Linked DNA regions of Mus musculus: all the other regions are linked to region 1. Evidence: chromatin loops called from intact Hi-C (ENCODE). Cell type or tissue: heart. All regions are shown on one strand.

Region 1 (4,000 bases):
AGGAGCCAGGAGAGCAAACAGCAGAAACAGCTGCCCAAAGACTGCTGCAACCCAGTGAGCCCTGGGGCTGAAGTGAGCCTGGAGCTCCGCCCCGCAGAGCAGAGCCTGCTTCTCGGGAGGTGCCTCCATATTAAGTGCTCACTTTATTTTTTATTTTTAAATTAACCCTGCAAAATACCTCTAGTTAAAAGGAGGGCAGTCTTGAGTTAAGACATTCGGCCCAGGAAATTTACCTCCACAGGGTGCTTGTTCTAAGGGACTAGGGGAAGGAATTCATCCCAGGTACCACCTCTAAAGGCATATTTTTTAGGCTGATGGTTTTCTCTTGGGATTGCTGTCTCTTGAGAGGGAGAAAAGTTCCCTCCCTCCTCTCCACTCCCATTTTAAGGCTCAGACAGTTTAGAGTCTCTGGTCCTCATACTCCCTGAAGGTGGGAGGTCCTTCTGGGTTGCAGCCACTGGTGTCTTGACTGATAGCTGCAGGGAGGGGGGGGGATTTTAGGGTCTCCGGGTTTTGTGTCATTTTGAGTAACATAGGTCCCCATTTGGAGAGAAATGGGCTCATGTGTATGTGTAGAGGCTGGGAGGTCTGGCCGCTAAGCTCACACAAGCAAACAGCCCAAAGGCCGCACTTATTAAGATACTTACTGCATACCTTCGAATCTGCAGCTTTGCTCCCGCCCCCAGCCCAAGCCCCCCGCTGTGCCCTTGCTGTTGCTACCAAGCCCAGCGCCTGCCCAGGCTTACCTGGCGCTCCCTTCCCAAAGGAAACTGTGGCTGGAAAAGCAAAAAACAAACATTGCATGCCTCAGCGAAAAATGGAAATCACGGAAGAGCGGCTGGGAGCCCTGTGCACGGGGACCTCGTGTCCAGCTTGAAGCATAAATCCTGTGAGATTGCTTCACGTGGACCGAGTCAGGGAACTGTATGACAAAATGAGGTAGCCCTTTCATGGATCACACTGTTGAATGTAACCCGGGGTTGGTGTCTTACTGCGGGGTACAACTGTCAGCACGCACCACACCAAACTAATATTTCTTAGAAGTTGGGACCGTGTTGGAAATGGCTTTAGACGAGGTCCCCACTTTGCTAAGGATTTTTGGAGCAGGGAGGGTTGTTTTTTTTTTCCCTTAATTCTTCATGTGGAGAAAATGCAAGTGACTGAGCCTTCACACCCTCCCTCCTGCCCACCAAGAGCTGGATTCTCTCTAGGTCTAGCAGTACTCCTGAGCCCTCTCAACACACACACACACACACACACACACACACACACACCACACCTACCCCTGTCCCCATTTGGACTGCTAGGATCTACAGGCCTCTACCAGGAAAATTGGGCCCTGCATTGCTGGAGGGAGAAAAGGTGGGAGGAATCCTAGATGAGGACTTCCCAAGGTCATCTCTTGGGATCCTCTAGTGCCTCTGTGTTGGGAAGCCCCTTTCATCTTAGCCTTCAGTCTTTCCAGCCCTCATACCCAGGAGGCTGCAGACCCCAGATCATCCATCCACCTCTAGGCAGGAGGGTACAGCTAACACTGAGCAGCAAGACTCACATTCCCAGTCCGTAATCGAAACACAGTCTGGACTCGGGATGCTTACCCCCTCCCTACCTCAAGCCTGAAGAATAATGCAAGACTTCCAGAATCAAGTCAGGAAGGAGAGTCCTGGGTGACTGAGTCAAGTCACAGCGGACTAATCCCCTGAAGGGCTGCTTGGGAGTGGACTTTACCTGTTCTGGAAGAAATGCCAGCCCAGCCACTCTTAAACTGATGGTACCTAAAGGACAGACTTGGCCTGATCTTGGCACACCTGATAACTCTTGGCACCTGGGGAACGAGCAGAGTATTCCCCCTTCCTCTCGTTCTCCAGGTTGTTTGTGAATGAGAACAGTGAGCATCTACAGTGCTTTTCCCACCCCAATTCCCTGTAGACAAGCACTTCCCAGGTCCCCCCTAACACAGTGGTATCGGCACAGGAAAGAATAAAAATAGGAATTCCTGTAGAGATAAGTCTCATCTTGGAAACAGAACTGACCGCAAGCAACACGCTACTGCCACCTCCCCCACCCGGGCCCCTGCTGGTCCACCTCAAGGAAAGTTTTCCAGCAGTTTCTCAAAGTTCCAGACCAGTTTCTGGGCTTTTGGCGCCCCCTCTGGATGTTGCTGAAAATTGCAGTGTAATTTTCATGTCAACTGTTTTTTAAAAATAGTTTCTCCCCGAAAAGATCAAGAATATAAACACACTTTCGTGGAGGCGTAGAAATATGTAAGAAGTTTCACGATTTAAAATGTCGCAGCACATTATATCTCTCCATATTTTGTATTAAGGGTATATTTATAAATGGATGTATTCATGAACAAATACTTAATAAAATATTTCAAAATGCCCTAAGGCCACTGTCGTTTTCGTTGCCTTTGTGCCAGAATACGTGATAATTACAACAAATTACAACTGGCTGTTTTAATACATCTGACAGTGGCCCCTGGTCTCTTCAAATACCTCCATCCCAGAACATAGAAGTGCGTCTACACGAACAAAACCTGGTCCCCTACTCTGGAAAAAAAAAAAAAGATATATTTTCCTACACGTTGTGAGAATAATCGGAGCTACGAATATATGGCTATTGTTTGTAAATCTCTTAAACTCGTAAACAGGCTACAGGGTAGTAGAGACATGCAATGCTAGGAACATTCGTTTGAAAAGAAACTTCGACTGAACAGAGTTGTAGCTTGCTGCTATCACGAGTTCCTTTCCCCAAATAACAAATGCCCACTTCGGAAGAAAACGAGAGGAAAACGAGCTTTTCAAAAGCATCCCAAAGAAAAGATTCGTTTATGTCTAAGTGTCCACACTTAGCAAATTAGAGGGGAGGAACCTGTCTTTGATATGATACAGGCCGATTCGCTTTATCAATAATTTAGTAAGTTCAAAGCGAAGCTTTGCAAGAATCAGAAAGGGGATGTTTAAATGAAATTGTTTATCTTTTTTTTTTTTTTACACCGTTGTGAGTTTGTTTGTGGTTCCGAGGGCATGTCGCCCGGTGGCAACTAAGATTTTTATTCGTTCCAGAAAAGATAATTCCTCCCTTAGCCAACCTTGCTCTAAGAGTTTGAGTAAACACGCAGCTTCGGCTCCAAGCACTCTTAAAGTGCAACGGACACCTAAGTGGCCTCCCCCAGAACGCCCACCTGTGTGCAGGTCTAAGAGGACGCAACTAAAGTCCAGACGCCTAGAGCTTCGCCCTCTTAGGTATCTGGTAAAAGGAAGGCCCAAGCAAGGGAGCCACAGGGCTCCGCCAAAGTGGCCCGTTTTGTCTGGAGTCTCCAGTCCAAGTCAAGGGCCTTCTCGGCCTCACCGCCCGGCCCTGCCACCTTTGCAAACTTCGCCCTCAACCCCGGAGTAGTTTTGCAAACTCCAGTGGCGAGCCTGACGGTGTTTGTGACTCAGTCAGGAGGCAAGAAGCAGAACTCTAAAGTAATAATCCTGACTACGAGGGGCGTCAGAGTACTGGAGGGGCCGGGAAAGGACTTGTCAGTTCAAGGTCGGCGTGGCCCACGGGACCGGCCGCAAGAGCCGGGGACTGCGCGGTCCCTGCCGCCAGCCTTTGCCTGGTGCTCGGCTTTGGTTTTCATTGATTCCCCACTGCGGGAGCGCAGCAGAAGCTCCAGTCACCACACCAGCTTCGTTGAACCAGAGCGCGTTAATCTATTTATATGGATTATTACAGAGAACAGCGGGCGTTGAGTCACCCAAACATTTGCTTCCAAAAGACCATTTCTAAGCACTTTTTTTGGAAGCCGGCAGACTCCAGGCGCAGAAGCCCAGCTCCGCTTTGACGAGCAGCTGTTGCAATTTCCATTGCTGTAAACGCCAGCGAAGTCCCGGGTACCACGGAGACAGCATCGAAAAGTGGGGGTGGGGGGTTGTGGAGGGTCCTAGTCTAGACACGCTCGCGTGCACGCGCACACACACACACACACACACACATACACACACACACA
Region 2 (4,000 bases), 1.2 Mb before region 1:
GGTTTTATTGTTTAACTGTACCAGAGAATATACTGTGCCCTGTGTGTGTAGGAGGGACGGAGGCGGAGGCTACCTCTAAGTGAATGCCGCCCCGGTGCAGAGGCAAAGGCATCTCCTTCAGGAGGACCTAGTTGAAGAGACTAAGGAGTGCTGATGCAGACACTGCCAGCCAATCGGGAACAGCTGTTTAGAAGAGACGCTTTCTTGGGACCAGTGGAGCACGGTTGAAGGGTATTAAAGGAACTTGCAACAGCGTTCACACAAGCTTGCTGTGGCATTTCTCACCTGTTCCTAGAATCTGTGGAGTCCGTGCTGTGTGCCACCTCAGCTCCAACCCCCAAGGGCAGGTAGGTCGGTGCAATCCAGAGCACGGGGCAGCAACTGTGTTCAGTTTCTTTTGTTTGATCTCATTGTTATTTTACAGGTGTCAACATAACAAATATAGAAGGGTACAGTAATTAGTTCACTGCAATGAGTAAAACAGAAGTAAGGAGATGCAGAATGAAATTCGGGGTGCTAATGGGGGTTGAATCCCACTAGAGAGCAAACAAACACAGCGGCAACCATTATCGGCAAAAGGCAAATAACACCGGAAGTTATTTAAAAAATAATTAGTACTATACCAGACTCAATTTCATGATCTTTATAAACAAACAAACAAACAAACAAACAAATAGCTAATAAAAGAACAAACCAACTACATTGTCTCTTCGGGTTTTTTTTTTTTCATGAATGATTTTCCAGTAGAAATAGTTATTTCTTAAAAACATAAGATTTAGAAAAGTGTTAACATATATTTTAATAAGAATATTAGTTTTCCAATTAATTAACTTTAAATTTTCTACTACTATTTTTTTAATTTTTTATTTATCCTCTCATATATTTCATCCCACCTGCAGTTTCCCCTCCCCTCTCTGCTATATCCTATTCATGCCTACATTTTCCTTCAGAAAAGAGCAGGCCTTTCAGGACAACCAACATGGCACATCAAATTAGAGTAATACTAGGCCCCTTGCCTCATATCAAGGCTAAATGAGGCAACCCAGTAGAAGAAAAAGGGTCCCAAAGCAAGGAGAAGCATTTTTGACAGCCCCTGTTCCCACTATTAGGAGTCCCCCAAGAAAAGGAAACTACATAACCATGACATACGCAGAGGGCCGAGGTCAGGCTCTGTGGTTGGCAATTCAGTCTCTGTAAGCCTGTGTGAAGCCAGGTTAGTTGACGCTGTATTTTTTGTTTTGTTTTGTTTTGTTTTGTTTTGTTTTGTTTTGTTTTTGTGGTGTCCTGCAATCTTTCTTTTCCCTCTATAAAACTCACCCTCCTCTGACTAATGTCTGGCTGTAGCTTTCTGCATCTGTTTCCATCAGATACTAGATCGATTCTCTCTGATGACCATCATACTGCGATCATATCTATGAGTATAGCAGAATATCATTAGGGATTTTGGTTCTATCCTAGGTCTCTGGGCTATCCAACCTCTGGCTCCTGGTCATCCAAGCAATGTCAGGGTTGGCTTCCTCTTGTGGCATGGATCCCAAGCTGGACCAGTCATTTGTCAGCCACTCTCACAATTTCTGTGCTGTCTGTGTCCCAGCACACCTTGCAGGGGGACAAATTGTAGGTTTTGTGGATGTATTGATGTCCCAATCGCTCCTCTGGAAATCTTTCCTGGTTACAGGAGATGGTCAATTCTGGCTCCATATCCTCGATTACTACAAGTCTTAGCTAGGGTCATCCATTCAGATTCCTAGGAGTTTTCTACTACTGCTATTATTAGAGTACTGTTGTGTGTGAGCAGGCGTGCACATGCCCTGATGCACAATGAAGAAGTCAGAGAACTATTTTATGACGTGAGATCTCATCCACCTGGATTTCAGGGATGACCTTGTATATTTAGGCTTGCTCTTTTCTCCTCAGGACCATTTCAACAGTTTCCTCCAACTGATTGTCTCACTGATAAATTCTACTGTCACATTATTTTCTTCATTATGTTTGGTTCGTTGTGTGTAACACATGGGAAACTATCAAGATGTATTTGCCGATTGAACTGAAAACAAGAAAAGGTGTACTCTCCGTTGTCTACCGCCAGATGGCAGCATGCACACACCAATTAAAATTTGTTCCTCTAGAGGCTAAAAGTTATCCATTGGAAACAACTGACTCTTGTTAGGCTATGAGTTAAGTGTTCAGAGAGTAGGAGGAAGAATTCCCAACGTCGCGATGAAGATTAAGAGAGGTATAAACTGGCTGGAATCAGGGCTGGAAGATACTAAAGTAGCCAAAAATAAAAGGAGAGAGAGAGAGAGAGAGAGAGAGAGAGAGAGAGAGAGAGAGAGAGAGAAAACTGGTCAGTTATTTAAACATTTCCAGACACGGCTATAAATGCATTTGCACTGATAGCAAACACATCTGGGAAACAGCGGACATCTATCTTTCCCGAGACATAAGTGTGGCGTGCAATGTCTAGAGCTACCAAGGCATGGAGAGTTGAATGGTTCCGTGTGCGGGGGCCGGGCTTTAGTGCGGGTGATACTCCTCATACAAACAAACCATTTACATCAAGTGCTGCCGCTGATAGGTCTTTTCCTGATGGCACGTTCCATGATGCAGAATATGAAGGGTCCTTTGCAGTCTCAGCAGACACAGCAGACAGACAGAGAGGCAAATTACAAAGCAAGGGAGGAGTTAGAGAATACTCAGATCAGAAGTCAATAAGTTGGCATAGGCTTGCTTTTTGGAGCCTCTAGTCTTCAACGTCATCTGTTAGCTTGATCAGTAAAAGCCCTTGCGACGTTTTGAGGATGGAGTTCATCAAATCACCAGTTCTCTTTATAACCCAAAGACTGACTCAAGTTAGTGAAAACCAGGTTGTTTTGGAAAGATGAGTAGAAAGTGAAAGCTAATTAATATAAATAAATTATGTAACGACTGACAGTACTGAATGAAATAAATGAATATTAACTAGATAGTCCTTAGCCAATCTTGAGAAACGGTTCAAGTCAGAAGTTCACATCTGTCTGCTGCCCTAGTATAAAGATCTGAGAGAGCCAAGAAATTAATCTCTGAGCTAACTGAAGCAAAATATACTCCCCAGAGCTAGAAATTTTTAAGTAGTCTTTACCAGAGAAAACCCATCAACATCTGTACAGAACAGCCCCCAAACTGTAATGTTCACAGCTGAAAAACTGTCAAGCCATGTAGCGTAAAGGATTCTTCAAAAGAGCCTTCTTGCTTTTATTGATGTACTGGCATGTCTTCTGCTGTTGGTGGGTGGATAACAATCATGCCCTACTCTCTGTTTTCTAACTGACACTATGCCTGGCCATACATATCTCATGTTTCATTTCACTTCTTCCTTAGGGAAGAATAGTGATATGCCCTTTATTTATTCTCCTGTTCTTACATATTTAACCTCAGTCTTTGTCCTTGACAGAAGAATTCAGGCAAGTGCCGTTCCCAAGATTCACAACTTGCCAGGCTCAGGTGTGTAGCTAGAAAATACTTTAACCCTGGTACTGATCCTTCTAAGCCATTCTTCTTTGGCCAGAAGGACATTGCCTCTGCTTTTTTATTTATCAGTCATAATGAATATATTTGGTCATCAATTATTGCTTGCCAGGCTAGAGACCATTAAACTTACGTCAACAGACACTTTGGACGTTTTAGATCAGGAAAGGAAAATATTGTGCAAGGCAACATGTTACCAGCAGGTGGCAGTCCAGTAGACTTCTACAGAACTGTGGCTGAAAAGGAGAAAGACACACAGCCTCATGAAGCTATACCATAGGGAGAAGAAGATGCTGGTGGCGGGAGTTGGCAATTCTATGATTCCTCCACAAATCCTCCTTCTCCAATGTCTTCTGATACTTTTAAAGGGAGACAGTGCCCATCTTTGTGGTTGTTCCTGTTGTTCTCCATGTTCAAGTTTTGTTTTGATTTTCTGACTGCATGGGAATACTTTAGCTTTCCTTAAAGACAGGTATCAAACACACGATTCAAC
Region 3 (4,000 bases), 210 kb after region 1:
AGTTCAAACATGTGAGCTTATGAGGGACAGTTTATATTCAAGTCACAATACCAACCCTTTATGTGTCTGTCCTGCTGTCATTTAACTGTCTGTCTGTCATTAATCAATTTATCTATCTGCCTGCCTGCTTGTCTGTCTGTCTGTCTATCCATTCACCTGTCATCTAACTGCCTATTCATTTATCCAATTGCCACGTACTTTTGACTCCCTATTATTAATGTCATGTGAAGTTATACTGGTGTTCAAATGTGCAGTGGATGTAGCCAGCAGCAACACCTTCAAATTGTCTCTTGCCACCCAAGTTGGGTCCTCATATCAAAATTAATCTCCTAAAATTCCACATCGCTCTTGTAAATTAAATACAAATGACCTCATGAATACACTGGGAGTCCCCATGGGACCAATGAGGGAGCCCACGCATCCGGAAGGACCAGCGTTTGAAGGATGCAGAGGGAGCTTCCGGTGGCTCTTCCCACCACGTGGGCAGTGATTCGGTTTCACATGGGAGCTGGTGAGCCCTTTGCAGAACGAACACAAGAACAGAAGAAACACAGGCCTTCAGGAACACACAGGGACCTCTAGAAAGACATTCTTGGATGGCATGAGTGTGCCTTGGCCTCTTGGAACTGAGAGTCGAGGATCTGGAAACACCAGGCTCTAAATACCACATTCTTGACATTTTTGTGGATTTTGGTGCAGTTTTTAACAGCCTCAATTCAAGGGGCCTTATTACCATCCTCATTTTTGGCAACAGACACTCTAGCTCTTTGCTGTGTGCCCTGGTGCCCCATGCAGATCTCACAGAGAACACTGGAGATAGTGACTCCAAAGGCTCCAAAAAGCCACAGACTTACCTAAGGTGTTGCACCTCTGTACATATGAGGTAACCTCTGGCATAGGAGGTAACCTTGCCTCCTCTTGGAAAAAATGACATACTTCCAGGCCCCTCTTTTGCCTCAGGTTAGTTAGTTATTTGATATATTTAGCAGCGTGCCCATAGAGGGTCCCACCTCTCTCTGGGCTAGTTACACTGACGAAGACACATGAATGATGCTGAATCCCACAGCAAGTAACACACCTTGCTTTGTGTCCTGGTCCTGTATGTGCCAGAAGCCAACCTTAGAGCAGTAGTCCAAGGTAAAACTACAGCTCTGTGCAGTGGCCCCAACCCAATACTCCTGCTATCCTCACCAGGAGAGGTTAGGATGGATATGTGTGAGCACAGAGAGGTGACATTTCGATAAGGTGGTGGGCAGTCAGCAAGGGAAGAAGAGGAGAGGCCTCAGAAGAGACCAACTCTGCTGACCCTCTCTATTCCGGCCTTCAGAACTGGGAGAGGCCAACGCCCATCGTTTAAGCTGAAGCCTGCAGAGTTTTGCTAGAGCAACTGGCAAAGAAATTGCTATTGCTTTCCTATTCCTCCCGCATAGTTGTCTTCCCTTCTCTTGCTCTTCCTCTCCCTCTCCTTTGTCATATTGAGCTTAGGGTTCCCCAAGGCTTTCAAGAATTCCCACAGCAGAGCCTAGCTGGAGCCCCTCCTGGAGGAGATGGCAGGCCGAGGGGACATCTGGTCCAGACCGCCAACCTCTTTGCTACCTGCTTTGTGTTTAGTTCTTGCTTCTTGTTCAGCAGCCTGCCGCCAGCTCCACTGGTCATACATCCAACACGAAAGCTCAGCCCACAGCCCCTTGCCATCCCGGACTGGAGGACCCAGAGCGGCACCGGGGAAAGAAAATCACTCTTTGTGGGTCTGTGGCTTATGACAAAATGAGTGCCTGCTGCCCACCCACTGTCTGGCCCCACAGAAAGGCTGCCAGGACCTGGCTGGGCTCAGTGAGTCCTCAGAGACTGACACTGGCTGTTGGGGAAGAGAAGGCCCCCAATGTGCTCCCACCAAGCTACCTACTTTAATTGGATAGTATGGGTGGCCTGACAAGATCAGGGAACATCCCCTGTACTCCTACGATCTCACATGGTGGCCCTCAGAGCCTCATATCACCAGGTGCCAGGCACAGCCTTCAGGACCTACCTACAAGCTGGGATGCTCTCGAGGGTAGAGTGTCTAAGAGGAGGACCGGTTGCCCTGGGGCTGGGAAGAGACCCTTGCTATCAGTTCAGTGTAGCTCCAGTCCTGCATGCAGCAGGAAGCCTGCACTGGGCGGTTCCGTTCGCAGCCAGTTCCCATGCAGCCTTGGCCTTCTCCCTGCGGGCAAATCAGGGCATGTCCGGAAATGATTGTGATCAGCCACACTACCCAAGAGCCCAGCCAGGGAGAAAACACTCTGTTCTTCTATTTTATGAATGAGTAAACCTGTATGCTTTCTATAAATGTCTGTGTAAATCACTGGTGGGCATTCCCCTCTTGGCACGGGGAACACCCAGCTTAGGCCTCTCCCGGCAGCTTCTTCCTAGAGAGGAAGTTGGGGGCCTGGTCTCTCCACCTCTGGGCTTTAGGGAGCAGCCTTCTGCACTACTCTAGCTCTGGAGAGGAAGCCCTTTCTCAAACAAAGACTCAGTCCCAACGGGGAGGCAGCTCACCTTCCCAGGGGCCTTCTGGATGAAGCACCAGGCCAGAGCTCAGTTCTACCTACTGTGGCTTCAGGACCTTTTGTATGTCTTCTCCATGGAGCTCCTGGTCACTCTGCCGATCCCCGCCTGCCCAACGTCCTGCCCAGAAAAACTAGCAAAGGCCGGCAGCTTTCTATGTAAAAGGTCTACATCCACTTAACTCACAAGTAATCATTAATATTACCCCTGGCCCATGTAGCCAACCGTTAAACTGACACTAATGTGGTGAGTCGTGGGTGCCATGACCAGTGTTAAAATCCAGTTGGGTGGGGCTGTTGGCTTCAATGAACTGGGCTCGTTTATACAGCGTGCTTTGCATTTAACCAGAAGGCTAGACACTTGATATCAACATGCAGAGGTTTCTCTCAGCCTGCCTTTAGACTATCATACTACCTGCCTCCCAGCCAAAACTTTATCTGACCAGGCTAGACCAGTCTTAACGAGCTAGCTCCTAGTTTTGCATGCATGCATGCATGTGTGTCTGTCTGTCTGTGTGTCTCTCTGTGTGTATCTCTCTCTCTCTCTCTCTCTCTCTCTCTGTGTGTGTGTGTGTGTGTGTGTGTGTGTGTGTGTGTGTGTTTGCTTGTGAGTGAAAGAATTCACAAGGAAGAGTAAAAAGCACAGATAATCAGTTGTTCAAGCCAATGTACATCACACATGGCTTTGGAATCAGCCCATCTGGATGGTCCTGCCACAGAATAGAAACCTAACATCTTCTCTGTGGGCTAAAGGGAAGGAGGGAATTCTGGCTCTGCCAAAGGGAGGAGCCAAGCCTGGAGGTGTGGCATACTGGCTTCATCTCCTATGAGACTAGAATCAGAAAAACCTACTGTCTTCCCAGCTTCCCCCCTCATACTGGATTCTGGCTCTGCCTGGAATCTAGAAGTGCTTTAGCATGGCCCACATCCAGCTCTGCAGACACAGCACTCACCAGCCATTCCCCTGGTCCAACATCAGAGCCGAGCAAGCCCTTTTTTTCTTTTTCTATCCCATGGCCTGCAGGCTGAGTGTGGCTGGCTGGGTGTACTAAGAAGTAGGCAAAGGGCAGCCATGCCATTTGGGCAGCTAATACCAGGGGCCAAACCAAGAGTCCAGGAAGCCACAGCACCCCAACTTGCCTATATGGAAAGCATGTTAGTTTTTTTTCCCCCTTCTAGGTAGCTTGGAAGCTGGGACTTCCCCAGACAGTCCTTGAGACTTGAAGTGGGTTAGTCTCCGGGCTCGGTTAGCACCCTTCTCCCAGTAGCTGCTAGAGGGACAGGTGGAGGGGGACAGATAGGGACTGCCTGTCCAGGAGCCAGTCAGGACTCAGAACTGTCCAGAACAAACACCGAAACTACATAGATCCTCCTGCAGTCCCCCTTTGCCTCACGAGACAGAGGAATGGCTAGCGGATGCCATCCCTTGGAACAAAGTCTTACTGCTTGACACA
Region 4 (4,000 bases), 65 kb after region 1:
ACACACACAGGTCCTGGGAGCTTTGAGCTTTTCTGTAGAGACCAGCCGATGGAAAGATAGACAGGAAGCTCCAAGTATGGTTACCAGAAGTTAAGAAGACATGGACTCAGTTGGGTTTCTCCTTAAATGACAGACATACCAATCTAGTCTCTGATCCCCTCTTCACACACCCTGAGGCCCTTAAATAATTATAGCATCCACAAAACCCTGGCTCCCCTCCCAGCCCTGTTGAATCTTGCAGAGATCAGAGTGTTTGGGAAATCCTTCTCCATAGTTATTTTTCCCCAGAAGACAATGAGATTTATGATCAAGAATAGGGACTAGGGAGATGGTTCAGTTGAAGCCACGCAAGCATGAAGACCTGAGTTCGGTCCCTAAGAACCCATGAAAAAAAATCTGAGTGCAATAGACAGGTATGTAACACCAGCATGGAGGAGGCAGAGACCGGCAGATTCCAAGGGCTTTTGGCTGGCCAGCCTAGCTAACAGATGAGCTTCAGGGTCAGTGAAAGACCCTGCCTCAAAAAGAAAGGTAGAGATCATCAAGAAGTAGCCCCAGCAGTGAGTCCTGGCTTCCACATACATGTGCACACACATGCAGGAGTACTCACATACACGAACATGGAGAGTGTGAGAGAGAAAGAGAGATGGGGACCGGGTGGGGGAGATGCATTGTCTCCTAGAGGGGAACCTGTCGCAATCCAGGATCCCCTCAGGCTGCCCTCCCATGGAAGGTTCAGCTCCCATGGAAGGCTCAGCTCCCATGGAAGGTTCTTGCCTTTTAGGGTTGCTCATGAGGCCAGAGCCCACAATTAAAGTCAGTGTAGCAACTCTGCCCTCCTTTGTGTGATCATGTGTAGGTCTCTGAAGATTAAATTTATTTTTAAAGCTCATGTATGTTGAAGCTGGGGTTGTAGCTTAGTTGTTGATGCTTGCATAGTACGCATGAAGCCCTGAGTTTAATCTCCAGCCTTCAATAAGTCAAGCTTGGTGGCACATACCTATAATGACCAGGGCTTGGACGTCCTTGGCCACATAGTAAGTTCAAGGCTGGGCTACTTGAGATATTATTTGGAAGAAAAAAAAAAGAAAAGAAAAGGATGGGGGGAGGGAGAAAAGATTAAATGTTTGTATGTGGTGACGTCAGCACCTAGTTTTTACAGTAGTATCTTACTTCTTTTATTATTGCAATAGAGTTAAAAATGGTAAGAGAAACTCCTGCTGTTGTATCTGCAACCACAAGAACCCCCCTCTTGGCCACATTGATCCCAACCCTAGTCCACAGTCAGTCGGTCATCTCTTCTCTTGGGTTTAGCTCCATCTGCCATTAGCCCTAGCTCATTACCATCTCATGAAAATTCAACCCAAATGAGACAGGCAAAGTAAACCAAAGTCCTGTTCTCCTTGACCCTTGCTCGACTTCCCTAAGGCATGCCACCCACTTCTCCACAACACACATAGACAGCTGCTGTTACCACCACACTCCACCCCTGTCTCAATGTCTTGAGCTCAAGTCACAGTTAGAGGCTGCCCAGAGGGGACTGAAGCCACCTCTAAAGAAAATGTTTCTCTCTTGTTGGAAATGCATAGGCCCCCTTCTGCTCGGCCACCACCACTCCCCTGACATTGTCTTACTACTGTTTCCGTGTAGTACATCTGGCCAAAGCAAACAGCTCTCTGGAGCCAGCTCTCCAGCGAGCAGCTGCAGGACAAAGTTGGCTAGCCTTTTCAAGAAAACTCAGCCTTCCCCCGGCCTGCTTATCTATGAGCTCCAGTGCAAAACACAAGATCCAGCCTTACATTCGCCCCTCCCATGGAGCCTGACACTGTTCTCAGAGAGAATGGGACCTTCCCCTACGGGCCTCTGCCATGGACCTCACCAGCTTTCCTGTGGGGTTAATTTCCCTCTTCTTTGAGAAAATGGCCAGTGTGTGATGGACTTTGATGTGTGGATCTAAAGGATAGTTATGAACATTTAACAGTATCATATAGTAATCGTTCTCTGAGTTGGAAGTTTGGAAATGATGAGGGCCTAAGATCTAGATGAGAGGTACTCTCCACAAATGAAATGAGCCAATCCAAGCCAAATTAAAGTATGGAAAGGCAGGTTTGTTGGGAAGCACCTCTTAGGTGGGTTCACTGGTCCCAAGGAACAAGGCCAGGGAAGTCACCATGGGGAGGGAGACAGAGGGGAGCAGGAAGAGAGAAAAAAAAGGAGCTTGTCCATGTAGGGAGAGAGAAAACACTGAGAGAGGGAGAGAGACCAGGAGAGCACGATCGGAATGTCTGGATTATATAGGGAAGAGCTTCAAGGGTAGGAGATGCTCAATCGCTTGGCTGGAAACTCTCCTACACACACACACACACACACACACACACACACACACACACACACACACAGAGAGAGAGAGAGAGAGAGAGAGAGAGAGAGAGAGAGAGGGAGAGGGAGAGAGAGAGAGAGAAGAGGGCAGGGTATGTCAGCCATAGCCTGCAACAGGTGGGAACTGAGGGACGCTGGAAGAACCTGGAGGCCAGAGACAACTTTGGTATATTAAACATGCACTTAAGCTGCTTGTCTGAGGTTGAAATCCAACCCTAGGAATGGTGAGAAGGGAGAAAACAGGAAGAACAAAGAGGAGAGAGAGGGACCAAAGGAGAAGGGACAAAGGAAGGGTATCTTAGCATCTCCTATGAGTCAGATAACAAGATGAACATTTTCCATGTGCTTTCTGCTTCAGACTCTGTAAGAGCCTTGGGTTTTGATTGAATCCATTTTAGGCTGTGGGAGATAGGATTTTCACAAGGTGACTCTAGTGATCACTGGTGAATGGTAGAGGATGCTTTCCACAAGGCCAGTAACTTTGTGTCAAATCAGTGTTGTCCAAGAGCTTTGAGATCACCTCAGGACTCACCTTCGGCAATCTGCTCTGTTTAGACAAGTCCTTAACTTGGGCGTCTCTAAGGGCTTCCTGGTGATGGTGGGAGGGGATGGGGAAGTTAGAGTGGCAGGGTTTGCAGCAGTGGTGAGCGTGGTGGTGGAGATGATGAGCTGTTGGTGATGATCATGGCAATTGTGGTGGTAGTGGGAGGTGTTATGGATGTTAGTGATAATGGCAGAGGAGGTAATGGTGGGGGAGGTGCTAGTGTTACAGGTGATGGTCATGGGAACAGGAGAGGTAGTGATAAGGATGACGGTGGCAGTGGGGAAGGTGATGGATATTGTATACTGTGGTGAGAGAATGGCGGCAGTGGTGGTGATGCAATGATAATGGTGATAGTGGTGATTTTGATGACAGAGGTGATGAGTGTTATGGGTGGTGATTACATGATGACATTAGTGATGATGATAATGGTGATGATGGTGATAGAAGCGGTGGGGATGGAGTTGACGGGTTTTATGGTCAGCGTAGAGGTGATGGTGTTGATGATAATGATGTAGCGATAGTGGTTGCGATGATGATGGTGGTAAAGATGGTAGTAATGGTGATGGCTGTAACTTGTTCTTGTTGTTACGAGCAGTGGTGGTAGGAATACTGGAAACCTGCTAATAGAATCTCCCTGTCTGAAACCCTCTACTGCTTCTTACTTCCTGCCTTCTGATCTGATTTTGAGTGGGGGAAAAATAGCACCCAGAATGCTTTACCTCTTTTTAAGCTATTTGCTACTGGGGACCCAGAGGCCCACCAACCATTATGGGATATTAAAGTTGCTCTTGGTTGCCCTCCAGAATTTGACAGTACGATCCTATTGATAAAGACACCATAAGCTTGAGTCAAGTCATAGAACATGAAGAAACCAAACTAATACTGACCTGGAAACTTCATTCCTGCTGACTAGATTTCATAGTGCTTGAAAATTCTATGCATATGATCAGAGGTGAAAAGTAGGTCACCAATCTTACATAAGTGCAGACCCTGTGAGCTATGATGACTTTCTGATATGATATGCTTACTGACACAATGGCGGCAGGCATGATATAAGAGTAACCATGTACTTCTGAG
Region 5 (4,000 bases), 1.1 Mb before region 1:
ATGTCAACAATGGTATTATACTGCAATGTACATGGTCAATGCAACAGCTCTGTATGTCTGAATCAACAATCTGTGCTGTTCATAAAGTTGGGCAGGATTTTCTGCTCATCTCACCAAGAATATTTTTTTGCATTCTTGATTTTATGTCATAGCTTTATGTCATTTATTTTTATTATTTTGTGTGTTTGTTTCTTTGTTTGTTTTGTCATGGAAAGGTATACCACAATATGTGTGGAGGTCAAAGAATATCTTGCGGGAATCTATTTTTCCTTCCCATCAGATGGGTCCTGGGGATTGGCCTCAGGATCAGAAGCCTATACAATGAGTACTTTTAGCCACTGAGTCATCTAGTCAACTGTCTAAGCCATTCTTTGAGTCTTGTACAAAAAAAAAAATAAAGTCTGTCAGCTTAAAACTGTGACTACTCAATGTACAGTCTGTAATGCCAGGTGTAAAATACTGAAAAATTATATGGGGGAAATGAGTCAGAGAGAAAGAACCATTGCTGTGTGAACACGAAGAACTGAGTTCAAATCCAGGCTCACAACTTTAAATAGCAGGCACGACTCAGAACATCTGTAAACCAAGGGCTCTGGTGAAGAGCAGAGACTAGAAGACCTCTGGGGGTTGATTGCTACCAGCCTAGCTACAAGTTCAGTGAGCTTCCTTATCTCAAGGGAAGAAAGGTATGATAGAGAAAGAATGTTAGATAACTTCTAGTCTTAGCATGCAGACACTCAACATATAAACACTTATAGACATAAGTGCATATCACACACATACACATGAACACACACATTCAAAACATATACATACACTATGTGTATATATAACAAATGCTTTAAAAAGTAAGTCAATTAGTTATATGATTGATTCATTTTAATAATGTTTGTTCTATTGAGACCAGAACATTCCTCCATTATCAAGTTGAAAAGACACCTGTGTTTTTAAACTTTAATATTATTTATATTTGATGTGCTTTCATGGTATTTATACATTTTTCAGTGATAGTATTATATAAAATTGTTTAACATTGGAAAAGATAGCTATAATTCTCTTATGTGGTAAAAACAGAAGCTTTAAGAGAACTAAACATATTATAGTTAATGTCTTACTATTCTTGCAATGTTTCGTTAAACTATTAACAGTTTAAAGAAACAGTCAAGTAGAAAGTAATTTATAATAAAATATGTTTAAAGTTAAAAAAATGTATTTATTTGGTTTCAATCGTACCCTGAATAACCGGTACATATAAAAGTATTCAATTCTGAAATTTAAATAGATGTGTTGCTTAAAATAAGCTCCATGAACATACTTGTCTGCATCTCCTGATTCCAACCAATTTAAAAATTACTTTAATGTTTGTAAAATAGGGGTCTGCTGCTATGGGTAATTGCAATGGCATGTAATGTAGGTTTAACATTATGGTGGGTTCCATGAAGTGGTATTGTAATCAAGAAACTAGAAAAGCACATCTCTTTATCCCTGCCTTAAGAAAGTCTCTCAAAATCTTAACAAACAATAGGGCAGAGTACGTGGATTTAGGTTCTCCATAACTTATAGCTTCTCTAAATATTAGTGTGTGCGAATGTGGATATGTATGAGTTGTGCAGTATGTGTGTATGTGTGTATGAGTGTATGCATGTGATGTATTTGTGTGTGCACACATGTGTGTCTTGTGTGGTATGTGGTACATATGTGTGTACATGAGTGTGTGCAAGTGCATGTGTACATATGAATGTATATGTGTTGTGTTGTATATGTGTATGTGTATATAGTGTGTGTGTATAGCTATCAGCAAAAATCAGAAGAAGGTGTTGGAGAACCCATAAGCTGAAGTTGCACACAGCTGTGGAGTTGGGACGCATGCAAGGGGGATGCTGAGGTCTGCACGCAGATCTTCTACAAGAGCAGCAAGTGTGCCTAACCACTGAGCCACATCACTAGTCCCAAGTCAATAATTCAGTAACTTCCACTCAGTTTGCTGTTCAATTGAATTAAAAATTCATAACAGATAATACAAGTTTTGGGAAAAACAAAAATTGTCATAGAGACAGGAAACTAAAGAATTGCTGCTGAATCAATGGGTCCAAGAAGACAATCTCTAGGATGTTAGGATCCTGGACACAGAAACCCAGTAAACCCCAGTGGATGCTGACAAAGTGTCAGGAAATCAACAAACCCTGCTGACAAAGACGTTCTAAGTATGAAGCATGCGTGTACAGTGGCTAAATGTGATTCAGAATCATGTGAAGTTTTATTTGTTATGGTTGTTGTTGCTGTTGCCGTTGATTTGATGTGCTCTGTGTTTGAGATAGGGTCTTACTTCATAGCTCCGGCTGTCCTAGAACTCACTAAATAGACAAGGCTGGCCTCAAACCTCACAAGGGACTGCCTGCATCTGCCCCACTGAGCGTTAGGATTTGAGCTATGCTTCACAGGACAGCATGATGCTAAGATTTCTGTGATATAAGGAGTGTTTTGTGGGGTTAGATATACAGTTCTGTAGCTAAGAGAACTCACTGTTCTTGCTCAGTGTCTTTTTCATTTCTTGTGCTTTCCCTCCTAAATGTTATGTTCCCTTCTTATCAAAAGGACCAAGAGGAATATTTTATTAAATCCAATAGCTTCAGGAAAGCTAACAGATCACTGAGGTGTCTTCTAGGTAAGACCCAGTGCATACCATCAGAGAATGAATTCCTACGTAGCCAGGTTAAACTTAATACCTTCCAAGTTTATGTCTTCAGTGTTCTCTGTTGACAGTGTCTGGATAAAGGTGTCATTGTGGGTCTCGCTGTATTTCCTGCCCTGGGCAAATATACTAGTCTAATTCAAAGCACTCGTTTTGAGTAAAAAGTAATTCATTTTCAATGTATGCATGTGAATGTTTGCTTGCATGTTCGCAGGTGTGTATATCAGAGATGATAGTTCTTGTTTGGCAACTTTAAAGGTTATTTAAAAAATTCAGGTTTGAAGCCTATTACAACTTAGTTTGGAAGGTACTGTTTGGTCATACTTTACAGGACTTACGTCTACAGTGGTTCCTTATAAATAAAATATTTAACAGTCATGAATGGATCAGATATCGGACCTCAAATGATTTTTCTCTTCAAGTAAACAAATTGAACTTATTATATTTCATGCATTTTGAGGTAACAAATGACTTCGTGGGATATAACAGGAAACCAAGCTAATTTCCCATCAGTTGCTCTGTTGAAGATTGTCCTACTGTAATATCTTGTAATATTTTCATTGGGGGGGGGCATTTGGGTTTATTTTAGCAGAAATTTGGAGTAGAAGTATTCCACTCTGACATGATCATTCATTTCTGTCTCAGGACCTAGGTAGATTTTAATAGATGGGATGAGAGAAAGGACTGTTTTTGTCTCTCAAGGAATTGCTAAACCAGATGTGGTAAAATGAGGGGGAGGCTTTTAGATTTTAGCTGAAAAGCACTATCTAGACAGACTAAAAAACCAACAAACTGACATCAAATCAGTAGCTAAGCCAGATAGCAGTGGGTATGTCTGAATCCACCGCTGGTCAGCTAGTTACAACTCTCCGAGGTTACTTTTCCAGGTCACTTCTTATTGTGTATTTGTGGAGGATTTGTGGTCCAAGCAAGCAGATGACCATCTGTTTCTACATCAAAGGCATCCATCTCCAAAGTTGCTCACTGAAAACGGGGTCAAGGTTGGATTTAGTTCTGCAAAGCCACACAAAATGAACTGCTGGTTTTAATACATTTCAAGTTTTAAAATAGTTTAGTCTGTACGATATTTGTGTATAAAACAAAAATACTAGATTCATGGTATTATAATTAGTTCCTCTGGATCATCATATTTCATATTTGACTCTTGACAAAGGAAAAAAGCTACAACGTCACCCTTCAAAGATGATCTCTAAAGCCTTCTTTTTCTGTTTCAGTAGATTTTAAAGTGATAATAACATTGACTTATAATGACCTTGATATTAACAACAAAACATATTTTACAATAAG
Region 6 (4,000 bases), 570 kb before region 1:
TGTGGCCAAACCACGTGTTTCTTCTTCCTGTCAGCAGAGGGCTAGCTTATGTGGAGAGGGGAATTTTTCCCTTGTAGTTATCTACATAACCCAAGCCTAAGTCCCTTTTGAAGGATTAAGCAATCCTTACATGTTATGTATGATCCTTGGATTTGTTTTTGTTTGTTTGTTTGTTTGTTTGTTTGTTTTGATTGGTTGGTTGGTTGGTTGGTTGGTTGGTTGGCTGGCTGGTTGTTTTTCTTATTGCAAGAATACCCTATATGCTTTGCTGACAACATCCAATTTTAGACACATGAGCCAAGGACAGCTGAAACTGGCAACAGAGACATCCCTCTTTTCAACCGGAGGAGGTCAGCTTTGAATCAGTCCCATAGTTCCCTTTAATCCATGCATATGTTCAACTTGGCCATCAGTTAATCTAAGCTAAGCCTATAGACATCTTCCACAAAACAGATATCATGAGTCCTTGTCATCCTCGTGTTCTTGAGTCATCGAAACACATGATAGCACAGTCTCAATACAACGTTCTCTCTAGTATCTGATGTTATCATTATTCCAGAGTCTCAAAGAAAATATTGTCATAACGTTCAGTTAATTAAAGAAATATTTGTGGTTGGGAAGAAGGCTCAATTTGTGTGATTACCACTGCATAAGCTTGAAGATTTTGGATCCCTGGTTCATTCACAGAGCCTTGCAAGGCTACAGGTGCCTATACACAGGTATGGGAGGTAGAGTTTAGGGGTCAGAGACAGAAAGATGGCTGGAGCTTGCTGGCCATCCACCTTAGCCAAAATATGATAACCTTCCAGAGTCAGAGAGAGAGACTCTGCTTCAAGGGACTATAGTGGAGATGAACAGAAGTAGGTACCCTACCTCCTCCTCTGGTCTCTGTAGAGACCCACCTGCTCGATTATACTCATACACACAGCATATGCATAAACACACAGGAATAAAATTAAATAAATTATAAATTCTCACATTTAAAAAAATGTGGTGTTAAAGGAAAAGAAAATATCTTCTTACTTAAAACTGGGCAAGGAGGAGTGAGCCTAACTTGACTGAAACTCCTTCAGTGATACTTGTGTTTTGGTCCCTCATTATTTTGACATTCAATTCCTTCTTCTCCCAAATCCTAAGACTGTATTTATCTAGTAGGAGTCTAGCACTCCATCACTGGGCCTGGGTGGCTCCCTTGGGACAATCCTTGCTATTTGTTTGTTCTTCTGGCTCCCTCCCTGCTTTCTAATCAGACCTCAACCCCCCCCCCAAAAGAATGAAAAGGCAACTTGAGGGAAGACATCTTCAATAAGACCTTCAAAATGATACCATGTACGTTGGTTGCTGCTGTTTCTTTGCTTGCCATCCCTGTCCCATGCTCTTCATCCAAGTATGAATTTGCAGACATCTTCGGTGTTAATTTTACTTCTGATTTTTTTTCTTAAGGCATTATCTGATGCCACAAATCCCCGGCACATGGTAAGCTCCGAGTTCTTTCTATATTTTATTGCTACAAATTAATAATACTTTCATTAAATAACTCAACACATTAAGTGATTAGTACTTGCCTTCACAATATTGCCAAGATAATTCAATTAAGGACCACCTTGGAAGCAATGGTTACTGCCATTGGAAAAGGTATAAGTCAGGGGGTTAGAAATCAGGATTATTATTTTTTTCTCTCTGCCATTTATGGACCAGTGATCCTGAGTGTACTTGTCTTTATGTTTTGGAAGACATGGGAACAAGACAAAAGTAACTCTTTTATGCATTCCTTCTTTCTCTGAAGTTGTCTGTGTACTCTGCTTTCAGTAATTAATCACAGCTTGTTGACTGACACTGCTCCAAGCATGGGTTTCGTTGCCCTTTTCGGTCTCCCTGAGCATCTCCTTATCTTCAAAAGATAGCCTGGCTTTCTGAAGGTCAGATCATTCACAGAGAAACAGGTGATGTTGGTTGGAGGGAGGGAGTGCCTGAGACAGCACGTAGCATTCAGAAACAGAGTGGGAGAGGCCACTGAAAGAATCCTACCAACCAAAGGAGAAACACGTCACCACAAGGAGCTATTTTGGGATACAAGGGCCAGAGAAATAGTGTACAGCCAAAAATGAATAGCATGCTGTCAGCTTTGCCTTTTAATAATAAAATAATTGAGGGGTTGGTACAGTTAGGGGCCTTTTAAGAAGTCTAGTAGGATGCTTCCATTAGAAGAGGAAGGAGCTTTAGAGGAAGAACTACCCTGTGTCTTTTTCTCAGGACTTTTCTCAGATGTCCTTCCCTTTCTCCAAGGCAAGGTTTTTCTACAACATCCCCTAGAGGGCGCAGTGACTCTCTTCCTCTTGTGTTCCCGGTAAGAGACCTTGGGCAAATAGACTTTTAGAAAGCACCCTCATAGAGAGGCAAAGGGGAGGGAGGAGAGGGCAGATGTGGGATGGAGGGAGGGCTTGTGGAGGGGTAACCTGGAAGTGGGATATCATTTGGGATGTAAACGAATAGAATGATTAACAAAAAAGAAAGAAAGTAAATGCGTTCTAAGCAAACTAGGTTCAACTAGTTCCAATGCATCTGTGAACAACCCAGACTCAAGTCTTGCTTGATAGTTTTAGTGACTGACACAAAGTGACACAAAGTGCATACCACACGCATACCTTTTTCTGTTCGCACCATCTTTCAGTTTGGACATATTAATAGATTTCATCTCCAGTCTTCACTATCCAAAGGTTGACTCCCAGAGTAGTAGGTCCACTGGAATTTTAATATTGACTCTGTTATCTCATTTAAAATCAGTTTAATCTGTCTCCTTCCCCAGATAAAAGAGTGTTTAAAATGTTTTCTACTTTCAAACTACAGCCTATTAATCTTAATGTAAGTGGTTTAAATTTTCTGTGGCAAGATTGTTTTGTGTAGATTGCCATTCCTCATATGATTTATAAGCTACATCTTTAAGGTAGGGTGTGGTCCCGTGTTTCAGAACTTTTCAGGCCCAGACGAAAGGATTGTGAGTTCAAGGTGGCATGGGCTATCTAACAAGAAACATTCTCAAAATAAAACAAACAAACAAACAAACAAACAAAAACATGTGCCCTTTAAACAAAGGCCTTTATTTTCTACTTGTGGAATATTTACTTATTTATATGTAATAAAAGTAGCACTGAAGAAATACCTGAGGTGTGTTTGCTTATTCAAAAACAGTAAGGATATTAGTATATCTCTCAGAAGATTGTCTTGGAAGCAGATGGGACCATTTACAAGAAATTCTTGGCAGAATGCCTGTCAAAGCCATATATAGTAAACAATTGGTAAATACTAGCTATTTTAACATAGCTTGTGGCATAATTCTAGAACTGTTTGACAAAGGATAGCTTGGCATCCAAAAGGTGTATCATACATTACATATCCATTTTGTTTATTGTTGCCTTTCGGTGGTCATTATGGACTCAGTGCATCTAGTTCACATACAAGGAGCGACTAGAAAATGGTTGAAATCACACAGACATATGGCTTCGTTTGACTGACTCAGTGGTTAGTTTGAGACTGAGAAACTGTATATAGCTCCTTTCATTTTAGGAGCGCCAGAATAAAAGATTTGATATGGAAGATTTTTACCACTTCCATTAGTGCTTACTCAGGTTCTCTTTCCTTACACAGCAACAAGATCATCCCTTGATCTTGACTAATATAACAATAATCAAAACATTCAAAAATGTCCAGGAAGTCCTATGTAACCAAGGCTATCTTCAGCTTCGCTCTATCAAAGATGATCTTGAACTTCATTCTATCTTCCAGCTTCCATCTCCTAAGTAAAGGGATTACAGGTGTCTACAATGATGCCCAGTTCTTAAAGGGCCGGGGATGAACCCCAGGACTTCCTGAATGCTGGGGAAATCACCCTTCCAATGGAGCTATGTCCCCAGGCCCTTAAAACCTCATCTTTAGCTCAATCACTCAATTAGGATCGAAGGACATGGGAGTCCAGGGAGAGCCACAGCATTGTATCTGCAAG

Evidence for each region. Hi-C counts contacts between places; a loop is a spot of excess contacts. Peaks named below come from ENCODE experiments on the same cell type or tissue, not always from the same donor. Only the 100,000 strongest peaks of a DNase experiment are listed, where the experiment ranks them.
Region 2: it touches region 1 in a loop (11-fold over the local background); 18 of 42 quality-filtered maps call a loop at or near these places.
Region 3: a loop joins it to region 1, with 2.1 times the contacts of the local background. A loop is called at or near these places in 8 of 42 quality-filtered maps.
Region 4: it touches region 1 in a loop (2.3-fold over the local background); 4 of 42 quality-filtered maps call a loop at or near these places.
Region 5: it touches region 1 in a loop (11-fold over the local background); 12 of 42 quality-filtered maps call a loop at or near these places.
Region 6: it touches region 1 in a loop (5-fold over the local background); 14 of 42 quality-filtered maps call a loop at or near these places.

Annotation. Positions count from the first base shown.
Region 1 is chr11:112,777,870-112,781,869 of GRCm38, forward strand. No RefSeq gene overlaps it. Among named protein-coding and RNA genes, the nearest start is that of Sox9, 2.3 kb to the right of the region's middle. RefSeq lists an enhancer at 2,382-3,170 and a cis regulatory region at 3,947-3,961. In heart, a CTCF peak has its summit at 2,150; a DNase peak (open chromatin) is centred at 3,732; H3K4me3 peaks cover 1,203 bases; H3K27ac peaks cover 912 bases; H3K27me3 peaks cover 1,992 bases.
Region 2 is chr11:111,534,139-111,538,138 of GRCm38, forward strand. No RefSeq gene overlaps it. Among named protein-coding and RNA genes, the nearest start is that of Gm30158, 24 kb to the left of the region's middle. In heart, CTCF peaks have their summits at 2,084 (motif pointing right) and 3,702 (motif pointing right); no DNase peak of the experiment used is centred here.
Region 3 is chr11:112,985,698-112,989,697 of GRCm38, forward strand. No RefSeq gene overlaps it. Among named protein-coding and RNA genes, the nearest start is that of Gm46301, 130 kb to the left of the region's middle. In heart, no CTCF peak of the experiment used is centred here; DNase peaks (open chromatin) are centred at 2,124 and 2,284; H3K27ac peaks cover 1,274 bases; H3K27me3 peaks cover 1,435 bases.
Region 4 is chr11:112,842,986-112,846,985 of GRCm38, forward strand. No RefSeq gene overlaps it. Among named protein-coding and RNA genes, the nearest start is that of Gm46301, 16 kb to the right of the region's middle. In heart, no CTCF peak of the experiment used is centred here; a DNase peak (open chromatin) is centred at 1,706; H3K27me3 peaks cover 522 bases.
Region 5 is chr11:111,648,884-111,652,883 of GRCm38, forward strand. The region is part of intron 2 of Gm30219 (a long non-coding RNA gene); the gene reads right to left. Among named protein-coding and RNA genes, the nearest start is that of Gm30219, 8.1 kb to the right of the region's middle. In heart, no CTCF peak of the experiment used is centred here; no DNase peak of the experiment used is centred here.
Region 6 is chr11:112,207,283-112,211,282 of GRCm38, forward strand. No RefSeq gene overlaps it. Among named protein-coding and RNA genes, the nearest start is that of Gm39461, 52 kb to the left of the region's middle. In heart, a CTCF peak has its summit at 2,310 (motif pointing right); no DNase peak of the experiment used is centred here; H3K27ac peaks cover 304 bases.